2 separate regions of the Homo sapiens genome follow, and region 1 is linked to region 2. The links are chromatin loops, found by intact Hi-C in ENCODE. Cell type or tissue: IMR-90. All regions are shown on one strand. Links, peaks and the distances in the headings refer to the core of each region. The heading gives the core; the rest is flanking DNA. Region 1 overlaps OSMR-DT (OSMR divergent transcript). Region 2 overlaps LIFR-AS1 (LIFR antisense RNA 1).

What was found. Peaks named below come from ENCODE experiments on the same cell type or tissue, not always from the same donor. Only the 100,000 strongest peaks of a DNase experiment are listed, where the experiment ranks them.
Region 1: a loop joins it to region 2, with 2.0 times the contacts of the local background. A loop is called at or near these places in 1 of 110 quality-filtered maps.

Annotation. Positions count from the first base shown.
Region 1 is chr5:38,719,268-38,728,714 of GRCh38, reverse strand. All of the region lies in intron 3 of OSMR-DT (OSMR divergent transcript), which reads left to right. It overlaps LINC01265 (long intergenic non-protein coding RNA 1265), which reads left to right and starts at 8,442. Exons shown (of 5, transcript NR_104631.1): 1 at 8,442-8,530. In IMR-90, for the core only: a CTCF peak has its summit at 4,208; a DNase peak (open chromatin) is centred at 4,244.
Region 2 is chr5:38,602,535-38,611,981 of GRCh38, reverse strand. The region is part of intron 2 of LIFR-AS1 (LIFR antisense RNA 1); the gene reads right to left. It also overlaps a transcript of LIFR not described here. Among named protein-coding and RNA genes, the nearest start is that of MIR3650, 50 kb to the right of the region's middle. In IMR-90, for the core only: no CTCF peak of the experiment used is centred there; DNase peaks (open chromatin) are centred at 3,591 and 4,361; H3K27ac peaks cover 718 bases.

The DNA.
Region 1 (9,447 bases), core at 376-8,375, 120 kb before region 2:
ATATCCAATTCTACCTCTTTCTGAAATAAGACTTAGCTGGGGAATAATCTGGGTCAATCTGTCAATTTCTGGGCATCACTTTTTTTTTTGCATTGCTTTCTCCGCTTGTTGGAAGTTGCACAGCAATCAAAGATATTGGCCTAGATCTTTATTAGATTCTTACTTGCTGCCTCAATCTTGAGAACACTCAAAAGTGGTGCCCCTCAGCCATGGCCTTTATGTTCAGGTGACAATAACTCATTCTTTTGCTGCTCAAGCAAAATTTCAACTTCTGCTCAAAATGGTCATTTAATTAGATTTTGCCTTTCTTTGGGTCCTAAGATATGTGAAAGTATCTTATGTCAAACATAAAACACCCTTGAATTGAGGAAAGCCTGTATTCTTCTATTCCCCCTATTTTTAGAACTTCATAACTCTTAGGAATGTTAACATGTGGTGTCTGTTGTGCTAAGCGTAGTGAGTCTTTTCCATATGTGAGAAATAAACAGTCCTACTTGTACTTTATATTTACATTTTGACCCCTTCCACTCCACTCCCTATAATCACATTTTAAGTCGAGGCCCCGGTCTTCAAGGAATTCAGTTGTGCATTCTTTTCTCTAACTCTACCATAAGCTCCTTAAAGAGTTACATTCACTAAATACATCTCTTGAAGTCCTTCTCAGCACCTAGCACAGGATGCCCAGTATATTTGTTAACTTAGCAATGTTTGGTGAATTAAATAAGGTATTATGATAAAAATGTACAATCAAGTGGAAAATTGGTGTCGAATTGATTGAATAGAGGCATAGAGTAAAGCTTAGGCTTTGAAGAAATTTGGCAGCAAAGAGGATGTAAAGATACGTGAGGTCTAAGGAAGAATTCTGTGGGTTGCTGGGAATAAGTGAGTTAGAGAAAGAAAATAACAACGAAGGTACTGAGTGTGTAATTACTATGTGCCAAGCTCAGTTTCAAATGTTTTATATGTATTAACCAACTCATTTAATCCTCCTAACATTGCCGTAGGGTAGACACCATTATTATTGCCATTTTACAGAATGAAGAAACTGAGGCACAGAAAGGTTAAGTCATTTACTGCTATACTGTTTGTATGGTAATTTACTTTAAAATATTTCAATGTAGGCCGGGCATGGTGGTGCACGCCTGTAATCCCAGCACTTTGGGAGGCCGAGGCGGGTGGATCACCTAAGGTCAGGAGTTCAAGACTAGACAGGCCAACATGGTGAATCACCATCTCTACCAAAAACACAAAAATTAGCCAGGCGTGGTGCTGGGCACCTGTAATCCCAGCTACTTGGGAGGCTGAGGCAGGAGAATCACTTGAACCTGGGAGGCAGAGGTTGCAGTGAGCCAGATCATGCCACTGCACTGCAGCCTGGGTGACAGAGCAAGACTCCATCTCAAAATAAATAAATAAATAAATTCAACGTAAACTTCAGTGCGACATTTGTATATATAACTTAGCCCTTGGGGTAGGTAGTTAACATTCGAAGTCTACTAATCAGAAACCTATACCCCAAAGGTGGCTATGTCCCCCAGGCCCCTTCTCCCCAGTCTTGCCTGCTGGTTGATATGGTTTGGCTCTGTGTCTCCATCCAAATCTTATTTCCAATTGTAATCCCCACGTGTCAGAGGAGAAGCCTGGTGGGAAGTCATTAGATCATGGGGGTGGCCTTCCCCTTGCTGTTCTCATAATACAGTTCTCATGAGATCTGAAGGTTTAAAAGCAAGGCACTTTCCTTTTCACTCTCTCTCTCTCTCTCTCTCGCCGCCATGTAAGACTTAATTGCCTTGCTTCCCCTTTGCCTTCCGCCATGATTGTGTTTCCTGAGGCATCCCCAGCCATTCGGAACTGTGAGTCAACTAAACCTCTTTTATTTATAAGTTACCCAGTCTCGGGTAGTTTTTTACAGCAGTGTGAAAATAGACTAATACACTGGTCCTGCTGTCAGAGTATTGTTCCATCTATGTGCAAGGTGCTTGTCAGAGTGCTTGAGGACACAGCAAGCAGAAACCAAGCTTGCAATAACAGATTTGTGGTAGTTTGGTGCCTGCTTGCCAATAAATATTTGTACTTTTATCTGAATTTGACCTCAGACTTGCTGTCATGGTAACATAGGCTTGTTAGAGGTTGTCAAGGACTGCTCTACCTCTGATCACCAGAAGTTACTAATATCTACTACATTGCTGAAGGCACTCTGCAACTGCCCCAGGTCACACATCTGGCAGGTGGCAGCACTAGCACTCACTCTCAGGCCACCAGCGCCCTAATTAGCATGCCACATTGCCTCTCTGGAAGAGGATTGAACAGAAGCGAGCAGGGCATGAGTGAAGGAGCAGGGTTTTCGGGCAAAGGGAGATGTTCCAGGGCATAGCTAGAGACAGCAATGTTTTAAGAGAAAATATTTCTTTCAGTCAAAAAGGGAGACAGAGAAAAGTATGAAGACAGTGGGTATCAGTGGGTAAGTTTAGTGGCAGAGGGAGGAAATCAGAGCTTTTGCCTGGTGGATCACATTTCCTTGGAGAAGTAGAATTCAAGGGCTTGGACTGAAAGTAAAGGTGGTGGGGTTGTTGCAGGCTTAAGTTCAGGGGCAATGGGGAGAAGGTCCCTTCTGTGTTTCCCATGTATGTTCTTATGTGAAGAAGGGTTGCCCGGGCCTAGGAGTGTGGAGCTTGTAGGAAGGGAAGCCTGGGAGGCTAAGCATGGCCCCAGGGTCAAGAAGGGGAATGTGTTCCAACCTCCAGTACCTGTCAAGATATTAGGGCCATCCAGTGGGAGGCCTGAGATACAGCCTGTCCTAATGAACAGCGAGAAGAGGAACAAGGCACAGCCCAAAGGCCCCAGTAGCCAGAGACACCCGCTCAGCAGGACTCATCCTTACATCGAAGGGGAAGATGATAAGACCCTTTCCTGTCCCTGTCCAAAGTGCGCTGGAGAGTTCAGGATGCTCACGGTGAATTTTCAGATTTCCTGAGGTCAAAGAGTAGGACAGCCAGTTCTGGAGGAGACAAAATGACTCTGCATTTTGTTCCTCTGCAAGAGCTGATGAATAATTCAAGGCAATGCTAAGTAAATGAGTTCTGCCAGGCAGGCTGGCTCTGAGCAGGGACCTCCCGGCGGGTTGCCATGGGACTGTGTTCTCAAAGAAAAGACCCCCTGTTCGTCTTATATACTCCTTAGTGTCCCTGGCGCTGATCCCACACAGCTCCCAGGGAACTCCTTTTCAGCCAAGGGGATGAATGCCTGCTACAGAAAGGCCCTGGAGGAACTTCCAAACTCAGGCGGAAACAAGAATAGTTGGAGAGGCCATGTGACTCTCTCTCGGGTATTTGCATTGTACTGAGAGGACAAATAGAGGGGTCTTGCCAAAGAAAAGAAAAAAAGTAAAGAAAGTGGGCTGCCTGGCTGGGGAATCCCAGGGACCTAACTGGTCCTTACTACTGCCTGCTGTCGGTGAAGCTATGGGGCTTCCTTCCCTGCTCAGGGAGACAATCTCCTTCCCAAGGGCAAAACCCTGTACATAACACAGCCCTGACCCATAGTGTCCCCTTCGGACTAGATTTGTTGATTCTTATTTGAAGGAGGAGGAGATGTCAAGAGCCCTCAAAAACGGTAGATGCCCACCTCCAGCTGGCGATAAACGTAAACGCCAGCAAATCAGATGCCTTAGACAGAAAGATGATAATCATATTGTCTTGACTTTACCTCCAAATTCAGCTGTTCAGTTATTATTATTGTATCCTATTATACTAAGAAAATACCTTTGAGGCACTTTAAGTGAGCAAAACCTCATCTGATTCCTTAGTAAGGGCAGCTGTGCAAAATCCTGTCACCAAAACCCATTATCACAGAGAACTACCCAATAGAAAAGCCAATCCTGTTCCCAAGTGGCGTCTCTCTTTGCCTCCTCACCATGTGGAAGCCTGACCTAGTCCGTCATTCATGAGGTTTAAAAAAAAAGATGCTTGTGTCATTAGACTGAACCTTCAGAGTATGATACAGTATAATATTAATGGTATTCACATAGGTTTCAGTATAAAATATTCAGTTTGATAAAAATGTGTTACAGCAACTCTGCCATAAACTCATTTAGGAAATACTGGCAACCAAATCCAGGTCTTGCATGGTACAAGGGAGTGGAGGTTGATCTCAATAAATCTCTCATTCATCTTCAGCAGCATTCCCCAAAACACAGAGTAAGGCAACAGCAGCAGGGGGTGCAAATCCTACTCAGTGAGCCAACCCCCACTGCTGACTTAGAGTTAGTCACTCCTTGGAGTCAGTGTGGACTGAGAACTCTCTGGCCACCCAAGGAAAATTAAACATATTATTTTATTACAACAGATGTCCCCACATTTTTTGTAAAGGGGTGATCCCTTTTATTTTCCCAAAACCATGTACCTGGGGGTAGGAGGCATGATACCAGGGAAGTCACCGTGTGTGTGTGTGTGTGTGTGTGTGTGGGTGAGGGTGTTATGTATGTGTGTATTGGTGCAACAGACTGTGTCCCCCCAAAATTGATATGCTGAAATCCTAACCCCCAGTGTGATGCTATTAGGAGGTGGGGTTTGGGAGCTAATGAAGTCATGAGGGCAGAGCCCTCAGGGATGGGATTAGTGCCTTTATGAAAGAGCCCCCAAAGAAATCTCTCATCCTCTTTCTGCCATGTGAGGAGGCAGTGAGAAGATGTCAGTCTGCAATCTAGAAGTGAGTCCTCACCATATCCTGACCATGCTGGCACCCTAATCGTGGACCTCCAGCCTCCAGAACTGTGAAAAATAAATCTCTGTTTTTTATAAGCTACCCCGTCTATGGTATTTTGTGATAGCAGCCTGAACGGACTAAGACAATTGGGGTGGTAGGGGGAGGGGTCCTTAGGAGGAATTACCACCTATTAAGATGGAGCATTGAGGATCCACTTAATGTAACAAGCAGAGATCAAGCACTCACAGAATGGCTAGGATTTAGGAAAGAGATAAATGGAGACAATAACAATAATGATAATACAACACTTTCTGTGACTAAACTCTATTTTGAGTCTATACATTTTGAGAAATGAGTCATCGGGGGAGAAGAGCAACAACATATATCTAATTAACAAAAAACTCAGGCTGATGTAATACATAGTATAATTAAGAAAAGAGCTATGAAATTGCAAAGGAGGGAGCTGGAGAACAACATTTTGCAGTCGGAGGAGAGAGACAGGAAAGGCTTCCTGGTGAAGTCCATTTGTGTCGCAGCACCTGCCCCGGCCCACCCAGCCTCCACCCAGAGGGACAGTAACAAGGCAGAGGCCCTCACACCTGCCAGCCATGTGGGAGGCCATGGCACACATTTGGAGGAGCGCCCCCAACCTCCATTTTATCCCCTTTCTATCTGGAACGGTTGGAAAGCTGAAAGCCTTCCAACGCTGCCTTGGAACTCAAGCTCTACAGGAAAGCTTGGTTTAGCCAGAGAGCTGCCCTTGCCAGAGATATGGGAGGCAGACAGGAGGCAGAGGCCATTCTCCATGGCTATAGCAGCTGATGAGTGAGCGCCAACAGATGCGGGTGTTTCGACAGCTGACCTCCAGCTTCTGCTTCAAGGGATGAGGTGGTTGAGGCAGCAGCCCTGGTAATTGTGAAAGCAGCAGCAGCCTGTTCTCTGGATGCTACCCACGGTTTGGCCTTGAAACCTACACTTGATCAGCAGCTTCCTGACTTCTGCCCCCACAGCCCCTCCTGCTTGAAATACCTAATTGTTTCTGTTTTCTGCACTTTACTCTGAGAAACAAAGATGCTTTGGATGACTAATTAACAACTTCTACAGATAAGTAGTAATATAGAGAAAATGACAGCTAATTTGGACCTGGCCACAATCACTGCATCCATTTGTTACCCTCTTACAAATTGGCCTCTGTTCCACCATCCTAATAGAAAAACCCTATCTGAGATATCCAGTGACCCCATCCTTGCAGAGAGACCCCTTAGTGACCTCTCTGCTAATTCGTTGCCCCTCCCTTCCTTAATATGGTTTCTTCCTGCATCTGACCTTTCTGTGACTACCTTCTCTTTTTCTCTGAATTATCTTTTTCCCCACCTCTATCATACTGCCTAAGTTCTTGGCCTTCTACACTTCTAACTTTGCATTCTGTCTCTTGGGAAAATACATTCATGCTTTCTTTTGTCATTTCTGATTATCTACTATGTGCTAGGAGCTACAGCCCAGGTGAAGATAAGTTGCAAGATTCTTTTAAGAGAGGAAAGTCAGTTACAGAAAAGGCACTTTCTAGTGCAATGAGCATTCTAGGGAAGGTAGCCATAAAGGGCTTTGAAAATGGACGGTAGAAAATGAAGGAGGCTTCATGAAGAAGACAGCTTGGGAGTTGAACTGGAGAGGACTTTGACAGGTGAAAACAGGCCTCAGGGAAAGGAAAACATTTTAATAGGTGGAAATAACATGAGAAGAATTGAATGGAAGTAAAAAGGTATAGGGCACGTGGGGAAATCCTACTTGCATCCATAAAGCAATCCAGTATACGGTGTGCATCACTTAATGATGGATATATGCCCTGAGAAATTTGTCCTTAGGCTATTTTGACATTGTGTGAACATCATAGAGTGCACTTACACAAACCTAGATGGTATAGCCTACTACACACCCAGGCTATATAGGGTAGCCTCTTGCTCCCAGGCTGCAAACCTGTGCAGCAGGTTACTGTACTGAATACCGTAGGCAACTGTAACACAATATAAATATTTGCATGTATATAAACATGTCTAAACATAGAAAAGGTACAGTCCAAATACAGTATTGTAATCTTATGGGGCCACCACTGTATAAGTGATCTGTCATTGACCAAAATGTCATTTTGGGTGCATGACTCTGGTTAGATTGTGAGTTCCGTGGGTGAGGAACCTGTTCACTAGCTGTCTCTCTTCCCAGAATTCAGCATTGTGCCTGGTACATAGTAGGCCCTCACTAAGTACTTGTGAATGAAAGACAAGAGAGACGAGTGGATAAGTCTAGTTCAGAGCCCAACCACTCCGTTCTGCCCACACTGCTGCAGTTATGTCAAGACAGGGAGACAGAGCCCTGAGCAAAGAACTCTAGTCCTCAGCATTTTCCATGAACCCCAGCCAGAGAGCTTCCTCCTTACTTTCCCTTCTACTCCTCTGTAGTTAAGCAATCCATTGGGTCAAAGGTACCACTAACCATCAGCTAATGTTGATGGTTCTACCTTTAAAATTTATACAGAATATAACCCAGTTCATATTCTGGATTCTGCTACAACCAAGTTCATTGCTTACATTCCACCTTGATCCCTGACAAACACAGCAGCCAGCATGGTCCTTTCAGGAACATCAGTCCCAGCACATTACACCTATGCCCTTCCCAGCCCCACATGTTCTCCAGGGCCTTACATGGTCTCCTCTGTGATATGGTTTAGCTCTGTGTTAACACCCAAATCTCATGTTGAATGTAGTCCCCAGTGTTGGGGGAGGGACCTGGTGGGAGGTTATTGGATCATGGAGGTGGATTTCCCCCTTGCTGCTCTCATGATAGTGAGTGAGCTCTCACGAGATCTTGTTGTTTGAAAGTGTGTAGCACTTCCTCATTTACTTGCTCTCTCTCTCCTTCTTTGCCATGTGAAGAAGGTGCTTGCTTCTCCTTCACCTTCCACCATGATTGTAAGTTTCCCGAGGCCTCCCCAGCCATGTCTCTTGTACAGCCTGTGGAACTGTGAGTCAACTAAACCTCTTTTCTTCATAAATTATCCAGTCTCAGGTAGTTCTTGATAGCAGTGTGAGAAGGACTAATATGCTCCACTAACTTCATGACGAGCATGTACACTCACTGCTTCAACTTCAGCTATTTCCATGCTAGCTAATTTCCTTCTCACGCATGGTGAGACATGCATTTCAATTATCTTCTTAGTTTCTTCTAACTCTTGCCTATTTACCTCATTCAAAAAATGTTATTTCCTCTCCTTTCTTGGTCCCTTTTGTGATCCAAGAAATAAGCTGTATTAAGCCTAATGAACCTAGGAATAATTTTAGAGATTTAACTACCCTGGGGTTTGCAATGAAATTAGATTAAACAAAGAACCTAGTTGGCATCCTCTGAAGTTTTTCAGAATCTTACTTCTATAGCGTATATCAGCATCCCCACAGAGGTTTCGATTGCCTCCTTCTGCTCTCCTAATAATCCTGCTATTCTTTCGAAGGCCAGCCTCTTTCAAATTATGTAATCTTTCCAAAATAACATCTTACTTAGGATTATTGTTTTTATGATTGTTTAAATAGTAATATAGAAAAATAGGGTTTTCTTATTTCTTTCCTTTGCAATAAACAATTTTCAACAGTATAATAGCTTAAATAGGTGATTGTGATGTCACCCTTAGGATATAATCACTGCTTGTCACATCGTTTCTGTAGAAAAACCAACTCACATAGGATGAAATGTGATGGGGTGAAATCATGGCAGTGTGATTTTCAAACACCAACTTGCCTTGGAAGGGAATGTGGGGATGTGCACTGCTGGAAGCCATGTGAGTTTTGAGAGTATGTAAATTCAGATGACTGGAGGGAATGTGGTGTAGTAAACAATTATGCAGTGCCTATTTGTGTGTGCATAATTGGTTGCTAGGACTGAGCATTAGTCACCAAATTACAAAAGCATGACTTTTCCTTCAGTGGATGTAGCACTTTCCCAGGATACACAGCTTGGGGACAGTAGCATGGGTTAGAGTTTTGCCCCATTCGCTCACTCGGTAGAGGTCTGTGTGCAGTGTACAATTTGCACAACTATATGTGGGCCCCTGCTAAGTTATCCAGAAAAATTGCATTCATATGATGTCCTACAAAATGCCAAAATCTACAAAGCAGTCAACCTGTATAGTCTACAGAGAAAGGAAGGACACGCTTATTCTAGTGACCCAGATTCAAATCATAGCCAAAGAAGCAGTGAGGATAAAAGGTCAGAGAAAAAAGTCACACAATCCTGGAGTTGGGAGAGAAAGAATGGGGCATGGATGAGGCAAAGGGAGACAAAGAGGAAACAGATTGGAGAGAGGGAAGAGAAAGGAAGGAAGGAAAGAAGGAAGGAAGGAAGGAAGGAAGGAAGGAAGGAAGGAAGGAGCAAAGAAGATTCATGCATAAAAAATATAAGTTATTTTTGAAACAGTCATGAACCCCCCCCCTTTTGGAGGCATTGTTGTGGGGAGACAGAGATGAGTCCTGATCCTTAAGATTGATCTACTCACATGCAAAAGAAGGAGCAAAGCAATTACACACAAACACACACACACAGACACACACACACACACACACGCAATGAGGCAGCCATCCTTATAAATTTCAAACTGGAGCAAGGCACAAGAAGTCCATATTAGTCACTATTAATAGCTATGCCAATGAAAAGTTCTTGCTTCTCAGACCAGCACACCATTCTCAGAAGCCAAAGGAG
Region 2 (9,447 bases), core at 600-8,599:
TCTCGAACTCCTGACCTCAAGTGATCCGCCCACCTCAGCCTCCCGAAGTGCTGGGATTACAGGCATGAGCCACCGTGCCCGGCCTAAATTATAATTTTTATAGTAAAACCTTAGGGATATAATTGCTAATTCTTTGAATTCTCCATAGCACTACCTTATTTCTTTAGCAGAGTGCTCAGTAAATGTTAATTTATATATATATCATATATATTATATATGTTGTTATATATTATATAAACACATATATGTTAATTTATATATACATAACATATATGTTAATTTTTATATATACATATGTGTGTGTGTATGTTATATATGTGCATATATACCATATTTTACATATAACGTGTTCCTACACTATATGCCAGGACAGAAAACCAGGCATTTCATTTGATTGAGGGTTGTCAAACCAATAATCTGCCTTCCTACTAATTCCTAAACATGGAGGCGATCTTATATATCACCTGGTGATGCCTTTACTTTACTGATGAAGAAGCAGCCCAGCAAAGTTAATTGACTTTATAAAGCAGTTCTATGGCCTGAACCAGAACTCAGGCTTCTCACTTGGGGTCCAGTGATTATTTTGCTACAGAATGCTAAGTGTGTGGCTAAAGAATGGGGGAAAAAAAAGAGAAATTAGATATAGTTTGCTTAAGTTATAGAGAATTTAACAAGATTCTTTAGCATTAAAAGTATTTTTGTTTTATCAGTTTCATCAGTAAGGTAGGGTAATCATTTCAAGGTTAATGCTAGATTAATTTGCCTTGTAAAAACTTCATTGTATTGAAATGGGGAGGAAATGTACAGAATTAGAGTGGTCATATTTCATGCAGACAATGTTTTTTATTTATGATACTATCCCATTATTCTTCATAAGTCATAATTTATCTCGAAGCTTTAATTTAGAATTATTGTATCTTTCTAAAAGAGGAAAGAATCATTTTTTTCTAAGACAAATAAATAGCTAGCATAGAGTGCTTAATTATGAGGATGGCTTTTAATCTAATTTACCCTCTTTTCCTGATTTTGATAAATATTAAAACTTTTTTATTATTAAAAATAAGCTTCAATTCAAGCCATAGAAAGACTCCAGTTAAGAACATCAAATAATCTGAAATAATCTGTATCTGCCCAGATGACCCATGCTGACCACACAGTTAAATGACTTCCCTCCTACTGGAAGATGAGATGTTTTTTAGCACTAAAAAGATCCTGGAAGAATAACTTCATTCAGTTCTTCAGGGGTATCTGTTCTCTTCCCCGCTGCGTGGGTGACCGGTCCAAGGGGTTATTAGCTCTGGCTGCGTGTCAGTATGATCTAGAGAGTGTTTTGTTTTGTTTGAGACACATTTTGACTCTGTTGCCCAGGCTAGAGTGCAGTGGCACAATCTTGGCTCACTGCAACCTCCACCTTCCGGGTTCAAGCAATTCTTGTGCCTCAGCCTTCCAAGTAGCTGGGACTAGAAGAGCATGCCACCATGCCCGGCTAATTTTTGTATTATTAGGAGAGACAGGGTTTCACCATGGTGGCCAGGTTGGTCTCAAACTCCTGGCCTCTAGTGATCCGCCCCACTCAGCCTCCCAAAGGGCAGGGATGACAGGGGTGAGCCACTGTGCCCAGCCCAGAGAGTTTTTAAAAGGTATCACCCAGGCCTCATCACAGGCCAATTCCATTTGAATTCTGAATATCTGTATTTTCAGTATTTTTAAAATGTTAGATGTTATGAATCTAATGTGCAGCCAGTGTTGAGAACCTCTGGCGTAAATGGGTTCTTCTGTTCAGACAGAGCCTGTCTGTCCCAGCCTCTGCCCAGATGAGGGAGGACCCACGCCATAAATGAAAAGGCAGGTTCTACAAAATCCCACTTGTTTTCTCTCCAATCCTAAACTGAGAAGTAGGGAAGAGAACAGAGGGTTCTAGCTGTGTGCCTGGAGGACAGATTGTGTTTTGTTTTCTTCTATCTTTGTTTTTTTGCCAAAGGTACAGAAAGAGAATAAAGGCCTCCACTAACTCCTAGAGCAAGGTTTTCCACCTCAGCACTGTTGACATCTGGGGCTGGGTAAGCCTTTGTTATGGAGGTCCTCCTGTGTATTGTAAATTCTTAAGCAGCTTTCTTGCCTTTGACACACTGGATGCCAGTGGCATTCACCTCCCCAAGTTGTGACAACGAAAAAATGTGTACAGACGTTGCCAAATGTTCCCTGGGACTGAGGGGAGTGGGTAGAAAATGGCCCCTGGGTGAGAACCGTTGTCCTAGAGCTAACAGCAGAAGCTCTGATGAAGAATTTAGTGGTGACTGTTAGGCTGTGGCTTTTGTGAGTATTGGCAACAGGCGGCAAGGATGGTGGTGCTGGTGAAGACATTGGTGGAGATGGCAGTTTGGGCCCAGGCAGCAAGAGAAACTCTGAAGGTCATGATTGTGACTGTGGCTCAGCAAGCGGGCAGTGGGAGAGACTTTAAGTCTCTGGGTTAAGCAGCAATGCCAGGCAGCCAGGAGGAGAAGAGCATTTGCAAAGACTTGGAGGAGAGGGAAGATGTTGACTGAACTCTGCTTAGGGCTGCTGGACATGAACTGACAAGGCAGCATTTAAAAGGGCTGAGAGGGGACTTGAAGGCCGCTTTAAAAGGACTCAAATGTCCTATTTGGCCCGGACTGTTGAAGATAGCTAATGAGAAGAAACTGCCCTTCATAGGATGGAACTCCCTAGATATTAAATCAGTGGAAGGAAAAAAGAGCAGGCTTTGCTTTGAAATCATCTCAAGATTTATTCAACACTGTAATTAATGTCTCATTAGTCAAAGGTATTAAAATAGGACCTTAAAAGTCATAATACCTTTCCTTCCACTCTCACAAATCCAGGATTATTTACTTATTTCACTCTCCCTCCTTAGATAAAAGAGGAAAGGGAGGTTAAAGAGATAAGAGGGAGCAATTTTGAAAGCCTGTGAGATTAGTCCTGACTCCACAGTTTAAGTCACATAATTCTACCACTTAGGTTTGGAAGGAACGCTTGTTACATCTGTGCTTTTCCATGATATTCTCATACAGAAAGACAACTGATTCTGTCTACACTGACAAGGGGACTCATGGCTTTGGTAAAACAATTGATAAGACATATTTTTTTGCATATGTACAGTAGGTTCTTTGAAACAAACAAAACTCAATACGGAAATACTTTCCAGGGTTGGCTCACATAATTCACCACTTTTCCTTTTATCAAGAATTATAAACTTTAAAGCAGAAAGTGAGTAGACATTATCTGGTTCATCAAACATCAACCTTAATAAAAAGTATGGACTATGAGAATATTCCATTAACTAATTTCCACCTTAAAAATACATGTGGCTAAATACAAGGAATATTAAAAGGGGTTTAAGCTTCAAAGTAAGATAAATTCCATAGTTCTCTATTTCCCATTCCGACATGTATAACTACCATTTTACCTCTGCTCTTTCAATAGTTTCGAAAATGTACTGTTAATTCATCATCAAGCATTTCAAAGGAAATAAACCGATTGCCTCTTGGAAAAAATGTTGAATGTGTTTAGAGAACCCTACACCAAGGTTTATCTGGTTGCATTCCAGGTCTCATATCAGGTTGCAAACAGGCTGCTCTTAGACCAGCTCAGTTTGTGTACTTTTTTTTTTAAGGTCATGGAAGCTGAAGATTGGAAAAGCAAATAGAAGAAAATAAATTCTTCAGCTTGGAGATAAGCAGGAAACCCAAAGAACATGTTCTTAAGTATAAGACCTCAGTAATAATATTGAATAGAAATTCAACTAAATGGAGCTGACAGAAGCCCAGACAGGCAACCAGGAGATTCTTGTGGTGAGTTGCTGACTCTCTGTCTCTCTCTCTGTCTCTACCTCCTTTTCCCCATCTGTTCATTAGGGATATGAGCAATGATGCTTATATCACTATGAAAGTATGATCTCACGTGTATATATTTTTAAAATGTTTGTAAGTGCCTAGATCATTTCTGAAAGAAGCGCCCTCTCAAGAGAAAGAATTAATGGACAATCCTATATTTTAAATAAATGCAGAATCCCAGATTTCACGCATAGTTGAAAAATATTATGCATGTCCTAACCACCTCTAAATTAAATCCAAGTTTCTGACACCTGTTAACTATACTCCTACATATAACCCTATGCACCTGACCTTACTTGTCTTCAGACAATCCTGATTTTACCTCTGGCCTTCACTGAAATTGAGAGAAAGTTCCAGATCCTCTCTGGCCATTGTTTCCCTTGCTGTCAAATGGAGGGGGGAAGTGGGCAATCTCTGGGGCCTCCAGCTGTAACCTTCTCTGGTCAAGATGAGTCAGCTGTAATGCTCTGACCGCTGTTCCACTCCTCTTGTGCAAGACGTTCTATTCTGCTAGAAGGAGGAATGCATGGTAATTTTCAATAGGGTTCGAGAAAGGAAAGCTTGTGAATGACAGAGAGAGAGAGAGAGAGAGAGAGTGCATATGAGAGAGAGTGAGAGAGAGAGCAAAACAGAAGGCTGGGAGTGAAGATGGGAGTTTGAGAGCTATGTTGAATATTGAAGGCTTTGTTTTGAAAAAGCCCAGATAGACAAAAAAGATTTTATAATTCTAGCCACAGACCCCTGCTCTGATCTGAGGAGGTATCTGATGCACATAGAATATGATAAGGACCTTTCTTAGATGAAAATGCGAGGCACAATGAGCCCACAGGCTCTGGTTATACATACAGGCTGTGACCCTGAGCTGTAAGTGCCATCAGTAGACTTTCAACCAAAACATCCCAACAAATATAAGACGATTCTAAGAATGAGTGCTTGGATTTAAAATAGCTTAGATAAATGTTAAATAATCCAAAGAAGATACCAAACAGTGTATAATCTCATTTCTAAATACTATTTTTAAAAAATATGTTTACAAATGAACAGATGATTTTTGATGTTCCCTAAGACTTTAGGAACTAGTGGGGATGGAAAAGGTGAAGAAGGAAAGAGACTTGCTATTAATTTTTTTTTGTTTAAAAACAAATGTTGCATATCAGTTTAACTTTTATAATAAATACTAATTAATTCTGAACACACAGGTTGGATATGATATGAATTGTGTGATGTAAGTGGTTTATGAACCACTTGCCAACAAGTAAGTCATGGGGATGTACTGGGTTGCCTCTAAACCAAACTTTCCCCATGGGGGAAAAAAAAGAAAGTGTCCTTGATGGAAAGGTATTGGGCTTGGCAGTGGGACAGGCATGAATTTGGAACCTGGCTCTGCCACCTAATATGCAACTGTGCAGCACTGAGCATGTTAACCTCTGAGCCTGTTTACTCAATAAAACATGGAAATAATGCCCACCTTCTAGTTAATGTTTAGGATGGAATCAGATGTGAAAGCAGCAGCTCTTATTACTATTTTTAAACAGTAGGTGCCGGCAATATAGATAATTTGTGCTCGCAGGTAATTATCTGACAGAGTTTGAATATTTGACCCCATCCAAATCTCCTGTTGAATTATAATCCCTAATGCTGGAGGTGGGGCCTGGTGGGAGGTGTTTGGGTCATGGCTTGGTGCTGTCTTTGTGATGGGTTCCTGGCTAGATCTGGTAATTTAAAAGTGTGTGGAACCGTCTCTCTGTCTCTCTCTTTCTCACTCTCTCTCTTTCTCTCTGTCCTGCTTTCTCCATGTGATAGGCCTGCCCCTGTTTCATCTTCTGCCATGAGTAAAAGCTCCCTGAGGCCTCCTGAAGCCGAGCAAATGCTGACACTGTTTTCTGTACAGCCTGCAGAGCTATGGTGAGCCAATTAAACCTCTCTTCTTATAAATTCCCATCACAGGCATTTCTTCATAGCAATGCAAGAACGGCCTCACACATTATCCATGGTCTTATTCTAGATCTGCCCCAACATAGCAACTAACATTGATTGAGTGATTTCACAAACACTTGTGAACCCCAACTATCTGAGACAGGTCTCAGTCAATTTAGGAAGTTTATTTTGCCAGAATTAAGGACACATACCCATGACACTTCCTCAGGAGGTCCTGACGACGAGGTGGTCGGGGCACATCTGGGTTTTATACATTTTAGGAAGACATGAGACATCAATCAATATACGTAACATGTACATTGGTTCTGTCTGGAAAGGCGGGACAACTCCAAGCGAGGAGAGGGATTCCAGGTCATGGGTTGGTAAGAGACAAATGGTTGCAATCTTTGGAATTTCTGATTAGCCTTTCCAAAGGAAACAATCAGCTATGCATTTACCTCCATGAGCAGAGGGGTGACTTTGAGTTCTGTCTGTCCTTTGTCCACAGGGAATTTCCCTGTGAGGAAGGTATGTAGCTTTTTTTATCTTAGCAGGTATCTTTTTTTAGGAATAGAACGAGAGGCAGGTTTGCTCTAAGCAGTTCCCAGCTTGGCTTTTCCCTTTGGCTTTGTGATTTGGGGGTCCCAAAATTTATTTTCCTTTCACACACTTAAATAGCACTTGCTTCTAAATTCTACATGAATAGCAACTCATTTAATTTTCATAAGAATCCTAGGAGGAAGGGGTACTGTGATTATCACCCCCCATTTTACAGATGAGAAAACTTAGGCACAGAGAGGTCAAGAAATTTGCCTAGAATCACAAAGCGAGCAAGTAGTGAAGCAAGGATTCCAGTCCGTACATTGAACACAGTGCTTGCTCTTAGTCTCTATGTGGTGCCTGCCTCTATGCAAAATGGGAAATATAGCCCAGTGTCCGTAAAACTGCAAACCAAAAATAAAACTCACCCCTCAGGGCCCTCTAAAATTTAAGCTGAAAGACAAGTTCAGGCCATGATGTAAAGTGGAGGCCAGACGTGCCTCATTGTACCCCTCCAGTATTAGTATCAACACAAACCTGAAGTCTGACAAGAAACCTTTATAGTCTATTCTCTCGGAGGCCTGTTACTTGAAGGCTTCATCTGCATGATAAAACCTTGGTCTCCACAACCCCTTATCATAACCCAGACATTCCTTTCTACTGATAATAATACTGAGAGTAACTCTTTCAACCAATCACCAGTCAGAATACGCTTAAATTTACCTATGACCTGGAAGCTGCCCCTCTCCCTTTGAGTTGTCTTGCCCTTCCAGATCAAAGCAATGTAAATCTTACATGTATTGAGTGATGTCTCCTGTCTCCCTAAAATGTATAAAAGCAAGCTGTACACCGACCACCTTACGCACATGTTGTCAGCACCTCCTGGGGCTGTGCCATGGGGTGTCCTTCATCTTAGCAAAATAAACTTGTTTTTTGTTTTGTTTTTTTTTTTGAGACAGAGTCTTGCCCTGTCGCCCAGGCTGGAGTGCAACGGCGCAATCTCGGCTCACTGCAACCTCCGCCTCCCAGGTTCAAGGAATTCTCCTGCTTCAGCCTCCCGGGTAGCTGAGATTACAGGTGCCCACCACCAGCTAATTTTTGTATTTTTAGTAGAGATGGGGTTTCACTATGTTGGCCAGGCTGGTCTCAAACTCCTGACCTCAGGTGATCCGCCCAACTCAGCTTTCCAAAATGTTGGGATTACAGGTGTGATCCACCACTCCCAGCCTTGGCAAAATAAGCTTTCTAAATTGATTGAGACTTGTCTCAGACACCCTTTGGTTTACAAAACAAATGGCTGTCTCTGGGGGAATGTGCTGGATATCCAAGTCAGAGACGCTGCCTTGCCCCTTTCTGCTGCCTTGCCCCTTTCTCCTCTCCACAGGTCTGGGAGTTCAGTAGGACTAGTTAATTTCCTTTCTTCTAGATAGAGGCAGCGAAGAAAAGTTCTGCCCAGCTCAGCCTCAGCCACTGCAGAAAATGCTCCACATGAGCTCCAAGTGCCCAAGTTCAGGCTCTGGGTCACCACATTTGCATCTCTGCCACCTCAAGGCAAATAGGAAGAATTAGATTATGCTCGTGTTCACTGCATTTAATAAACATTTGTTGAGTCTCACTATGTGCTTGGGCCTCTTAGAGTCCATGAGATGACAGCGTAAATGACCAGTGGCTGCCCTCCGGTATTGTGGCTGGAGATCATTAGGACATAACCAGAAAAATATAAGCAACAATAGGATAATAGATGCTGTTAAGTGAGTTGAAGGATGTGGTTCATCTGTGGAGTAGACCAGTTCAAAGTTGAGTCTGACCACAGGAATGAATAAGAGAAGAAAACATCCTGAAGACTTGACCTTCCTGGGTAATAAAACCCTTGGATAGTTACATTCAATCCTGAAGTTTAGTCCCTGGAGACATTAGAAAACTAGGAAGTTTTCTTTCTGAGGGTTAAATTGGCCATTATCTTCTTGTGAGTGATGGAGATCATTTTTTTCCAAAAATGCTTCCAGAACCCCTGGACCCTGGGGCAGCCCCTTCTCTGTTTTCCCACATCACCCTTTGTCTGGGCGCATCTCTACCTTTGCTTCTTGCACATACGTTGTAAGGATCTGCTTAAGGGTCTTTCCCTGACCTTGGGTTTGGAAGGGACAGAGTTAAACCAGATTAAACAGGTTTCTGCTGAAAGACTTCTCTGAGCTCACAGGTAATGTGAATATGCAGTTTTTCCAAAATTTATTTGACCACAGATTCTCATTTCAAGAATACCTTTTAAAATAACTCATAGTGTGACTGGTGGAAGGTATCTCAGTTACCAGCGGCAAATCCGTACAGGTCTACAGCAACCTCAATTCTTGCCTCTTCAGAAGAAAGAATTCAACTGAGGGGCATAAGGCAAGAAAAGAGACCAAGGCAAGTTTCAAAGTAGAAGTGGAAGTTTATTAAAAATGCTTTAGAAGAGGAAAGAAAGGAAAGAACACGTGGAAGAGATCCAGTGGGTGCCTTGGAGAACAAGTGCAGTGTTTAACCTTGACCCTGGGACTTTATAGGCTGCCATCTTGTACCCTTTTCCCTTAGGGTGATTCTTTCCTTCGGGTGGGCGGCCCGCGTGCACAGTGCCTGCCTTACCCTTGGGAATTAAGCGTGCGCAGTATGTTTAGGAAGTTGTAAGCATGCACGTCTGAGGCTCTCTTCCCTTCTCCAGTGGTGTGCCCCTGGAAGGTCATACTCCATTTTGTCTTTTAATGCGTATTCCCAGGAAGTTGTTTTTCCCAGGTGTCTGCATGCAATTAACACTGTAATGTTAACAGCTGTGGATCAGCAGGAGCTTGTCTCTTCCTGAGAGAGTCAGTGTGATAATTGTCGAACCATCATCTGACATTCCTAGTGGGTGGGGGAAGAAGATCCTTTTCCTGCTCCACTCTTGCCTGTCTAACTACCTGTAACAATAAGACTAGCAATCCAAGGAATACAGTTTTAGAAGCATTGTGCTAGCTGCAGAGGGGAGTGAAATCATGAGATAAGGCCCCTGTCCTTGAAGAACTCAGAATTTAGACGGCAAGATAAAAACCTAAACAAGGAATTAGAATTTAGCCCGCTAATGCTGGAAAACAGGTATATACAA